Linked DNA regions of Homo sapiens: region 2 is linked to region 1. Evidence: chromatin loops called from intact Hi-C (ENCODE). Cell type or tissue: Caco-2. All regions are shown on one strand.

Region 1 (2,500 bases):
AGCCTGGCCACATCCCCACATCCTGATTGGGCTGTGCCAGTGGTTCCCACCATGTGGTCCCTGGCCCAGCAGCAGAAGCAGTCATGGGGATTGTTAAAAATGGACATTTTCAGGCTCCATGCCAAACTTCCTGAATGAGAGCCCTGCTGTTGGGGGCCTGAACAGTCCGTGGTTTAACACACTCCACAGGTGATTCTGATGCACACCAAGTTTGAGAGCCATTGGTATAAGCAAATCCTGCCAATGCTATTCTCTTTCCTTAGAAACAGGCAAATGATCCAGTTCTGGTCAGTTACGCTCGGGGGGGGTACCGTACTGGGAAAGCCTTTCAGAAACCGTTTCTTAGCCTTTATTTTTTTAATTTTATGTATTTTTTTTTTCAGATGGAGTCTAGCTCTGTCACCCAGGCTGGAGGGCAGTGGTGCAATCTCAGCTCACTGTAACCTCTGCCTCCCAAGTTCAAGCGATTCTCCTGCCTCAGCCTCCTGAGTAGCTGGGATTACAGGCACATGCAACCACGCCCGGCTAATTTTGTATTTTTAGTAGAGACTAGAAATGGGGTTTCACCATGTTGGCCAGGCTGGTCTCGAACTCCTGACCTCAAGTAATCCACCCACCTCGGCCTCCCAGAGTGCTGGGATTACAGGCATGAGCCCCTGAGCCCAGCCCGTTTCTTAGCTTTTGAAAGAGGCATAAGGACTCTCCCTTTCAGGGGGTCTTTGGGTCAAATCGTTTTCATAATAATAGTAAGATGTCATTTCCACTCTCACCTCTTGCGAGTGTACGCTGAACTCTTCCAGAGGCTATGTGATGATGTGCAATGTACAACAGATTGCATGAGAAGCAGATAGGAGAAACCGCCTGTCCTCACTGGAGCCCACATCAAAGACATGTAAAAATGTAAAACAGTGCCACCTTCTCACTAAATTTTTTATATAGTTTTTTAATAATTTTTAATAGTTATATAAATTTATTTGTATAAGTTTATATAGTTATATAAATTTATTTGTATAAGTTTATATAGTTATATAAATTTTTTATAGTTATTTTTGTCATAAAAATGTATGGTGTATGTTAACGTAATAGATTTATTATTTTTTAAATAATAAATCAATATTTTAAAATTTTCAGTTTATTATTTATAAAATGGTAAATATTGATTAACATTACATATATGTATTTTATATATATATATATTTTTTAATTTTTTTATTTTTTTATTTTTTTTTAAAGCTCTTTGGCGTCTTGGTTTTTAAGCCTGTGATAAGGAAGTAGTCCTGAGTCGGAGAACCGCTCCTCCAGGAAGGCTGCGGTGCCCGCGGCTGCTGCTGCCACCTTGTGGCCGTGAGAGGACACAGCCAACACAGTGAGGCCGGAGGACCAGAGACAATGGCCAGGTCACTGTCCCTCTGAAACAGCCAACCTGTGTATGTGCCACATGCCTTCACCATCTTTAAACCTCTTGTTCTCTGAGATGAGAAACTCCCTTGTTCCTTAAACAATTTTAGGTTGGGCTTTCTCGTACATACAAAATCTTCCCAGCTGTTTCAAGTTTGCCCTGAGGACCTCAGTAATTTTTTTTTTTTTTTGGCAATGTCTCCTTCTGTCACTCAGGCTGGAGTGCAATGGCACGATCTCGGCTCACTGCAACCTCCACCTCCCGGGTTCAAGCGATTCTCCTGCCTCAGCCTTCCGAGTAGCTGGGATTACAGGCGCGCACCACCATGCCCGGCTAATTTTTGTATTTTTAATAGAGACGAGGTTTCACCATGTTGACCAGGCTGGTCTCGAAGTCCTGGCCTCATGTGATTTGCCCACCTCGGCTTCCCAAAGTGCTGGGATTACAGGCCTGAGCCATTGCATCCGGTCCTCAATGACTTTTCTATGCACTGTTTGTTACCAGGTCTTTGTGGATGATGACACTATTTTCCAAATGAAGACACTGAAGCCTTAAGACAAAACTTTAAAAAAAAAGATCATAGATTGAAATGTGATAAAGGTGTCATTCATGAAATTAACAGAAATCATCAGCACTGTAAAAAAGCAGATGTCAAAAAGACAAAACCTAGTGAAAATACACTGGCACTCACATGCTCTTAGGAAAGTAAGCCTTCTAATTAGGACTGTGTGCCATTATCACTTCTATTTTGCAAAATTGTCCATTTTTATGTAAATGCTAGCCATTTTCAGTTTTACTCAGTAAAAAACTTAGATTTTGTAACTGCAAACTTCATACTCTGCAACTGATGTTTATTAATAGGACCAATGGATACAAATGTCATGTCATAACTTTATACTGTAATTAAGCATTGCTCCAAAGAGAATCACTTAGCAGACACTGAATAAATAAATTTTGTTATATTAAAAAAAAGCCACGCACTGTAGCTCAGCCTTGTAATCCCAGCAATTTGGGAGGCCTAGGTGGGAAGATAGCCTGAACCAAGGAGTTTATATATATATGTATTATATAACATATATAATACATATGTTATATATGTTA
Region 2 (2,500 bases), 76 kb before region 1:
CCTCAGGCTTACTAGAGTGGGAAAAAACTCCGCCCTGGTAAATTTGTGGTCAGACCAGTTCTCTGCTCTCAAACCCTGTTTTCTGTTGTTTAAGATGTTTATCAAGATAATACGTGCACCGCTAAACATAGAACCTTATCAGTAGTTCTGCTTTTGCCCTTTGCCTTGTGATCTTTGTTGGACCCTTATCTGTTGTGGGAAGTCAGGCACCCCGAACAGAGGGACCAGCTGGAGCCGTGGCAGAGGAACATAAATTATGAAGATTTCGTGGACATATATCAGTTCCTAAAATTAATACTTTTATAATTTCTTAAGCCTGTCTTTACTGCAATCTCTGAACATAAACTGTGAAGATTTCATGGACATTTATCACTTCCCTAATAATACTCTCATAATTTCTTATGCCTGTCTTACTTTAATCTTTTAATCCCGTTATCTTCGTAAGCTGAGGATGTACATCACCTCGGGACCCTGTGATGATTGCGTTAACTGTACAAACTGATTGTAAAACATGTGTGTTTGAACAATATGAAATCAGTGCACCTTAAAAAAGAACAGAATAACAGCGATTTTAGGGAACAATGCAAGACAACCATAAGGTCTGACTGCCTGCGGGGTCAGGCAGAATACAGCCATATTTTTCTTCTTGCAGAGAGCCTATAAATGGACGTGCCAAGTAGGAGAGATACCACTAAATTCTTTTCCTAGCAAGTAATATTAAATATTAAGACCCTAGGAAAAGAAATGCATTCCTAGGGGGAGGTCTATAAACGGCCGCTCTGGGAGTGTCTGTCCTATGCGGTTGAGAAAAGGACTGAGATACACTCTGGTCTCCTGCAGTACCCTCAGGCTTACTAGGATTGGGAAACACCAGCCCTGGTAAATTTCAGGTCAGACTGGTTCTCTGCTCTCGAACCCTGTTTTCTGTTAAGATGTTTATCAAGATAATACGTGCACTGCTGAACACAGACCCTTATCAGGAGTTTCTGATTTTGCCTTGTCCTGTTTCCTCAGAAGCATGTGATCTTTGCTCTGCTTTTTTGCCCCTTAAAGCATGTAATCTTTTCCCTGTTCATACACTCCCTCCCCTTTTGAAATCCCTAATAAAAACTTGTTGGTTTTGAGGCTCAGGGGGCATCATGGACCTACCAATATGTGATGTCATCTCCGGCAGCCCAGCTGTAAAATTCCTCTCTTTGTACTCTTTCTCTTTATTTCTCAGACCGGCTGACACTTAGGGAAAATAGAAAGAACCTACGTTGAAATATTGGGGGTGGGTTCCCCCGATACTTATCAGTAGTTCTGCTTTTGCCCTTTGTCCTGTTCCCTCAGAAGCATGTGATCTTTGTTAGACCCTTATCAGTAGTTCTGCTTTTTGCCCTTTGAAGCATGTGATCTTTGTACCTACTACCTGTTCTTACACCCCCTTCCCTTTTGAAACCCTTAATAAAAACTTGCTGGTTTGAGGCTCAGGCAGGCATCACAGTCCTACCAATATGTGATGTCACCTCCGGCGGCCCAGCTGTAAAATTCTTCTCTTTATACTGTCTCTCTTTATTTCTCAGCTGGCCGACACTTATGGAAAATAGAACCTACGTTGAAATATTGGGGGCGGGTTCCCCCAATATGGGAGGATTGCTTGAGCCCAGGAAATCGAGGCTACAGTGAGCCATGAGGAAAAGGGAAGAGAAAAAGGAATGGGAAGGGAAAGGGAAAGGAAAGAAAGGAAGGAGAAAATAAGAAAAGGAAAGGAAAAAGAGAAAAAAGGAAGGGGAAGGAAGGATCTTATGAAAGAATACCTATAATATGAATCAATTATATGAAGTTCAGAAACAAGCCAAACTAATTTTATCAGTTAATAGAGAATACATTGGTGGTACGACTAAAAATTAAAAAGAAAAAATATTACAAAAAGCAGCATGTTGCTTATTTGGGGGGTGGCTATTGTGAGCCGGGAGAGGCACACAAAGGTGTGTTGCTTGTATGCTGGCCATATTTCTTTTTTTCTTTTGAGACGGAGTCTCATTCTGTTGCCCAGGCTGGAGTGCAGTGGTGCAATCTTGGTTCACTGCAAGCTCTGCCTCCCAGGTTCGTGCCATTCTCCTGCCTCAGCCTCCCAAGTAGTTGGGACTACAGGCATCCGCCACCAGGCCCGGCTAATTTTTTTGTATTTTTTAGTAGAGATGGAGTTTCACTGTGTTAGCCAGCATGGTCTCGATCTCTCAACCTTGTGATCTGCCCACCTTGGCCTCCCAAAGTGTTGGGACTACAGGCGAAAGCCACCATGCCTGGCCAATGCTGGCCATATTTCTTTACCTGGGTGGTAGTTACGGGGTGTTCACTTTATTCTTTATTACATATATACACTTTATAACATATGCTTCTGTATGTATATCTCACAACAAGTAAGTTTTGTTTTTTTTTTAATTTGAGAATTTTTTAACTTGAGAAACTTGATATAAACAGGTTTAACAAGCTGTGAACTACATTAGGCATCAGA

What was found. A loop is a pair of places that touch in the nucleus more often than their neighbours do. Peaks named below come from ENCODE experiments on the same cell type or tissue, not always from the same donor. Only the 100,000 strongest peaks of a DNase experiment are listed, where the experiment ranks them.
Region 2: it touches region 1 in a loop (4-fold over the local background); 26 of 110 quality-filtered maps call a loop at or near these places.

The regions. Positions count from the first base shown.
Region 1 is chr6:158,219,884-158,222,383 of GRCh38, reverse strand. No RefSeq gene overlaps it. Among named protein-coding and RNA genes, the nearest start is that of GTF2H5, 53 kb to the right of the region's middle. In Caco-2, a CTCF peak has its summit at 1,329 (motif pointing left); a DNase peak (open chromatin) is centred at 1,333.
Region 2 is chr6:158,295,402-158,297,901 of GRCh38, reverse strand. LOC124901447 (a long non-coding RNA gene) reads left to right here. Exons shown (of 2, transcript XR_007059835.1): 2 at 1-1,130. It also overlaps a transcript of TULP4 not described here. Among named protein-coding and RNA genes, the nearest start is that of TULP4, 16 kb to the left of the region's middle. In Caco-2, no CTCF peak of the experiment used is centred here; DNase peaks (open chromatin) are centred at 21, 901, 1,051 and 1,451.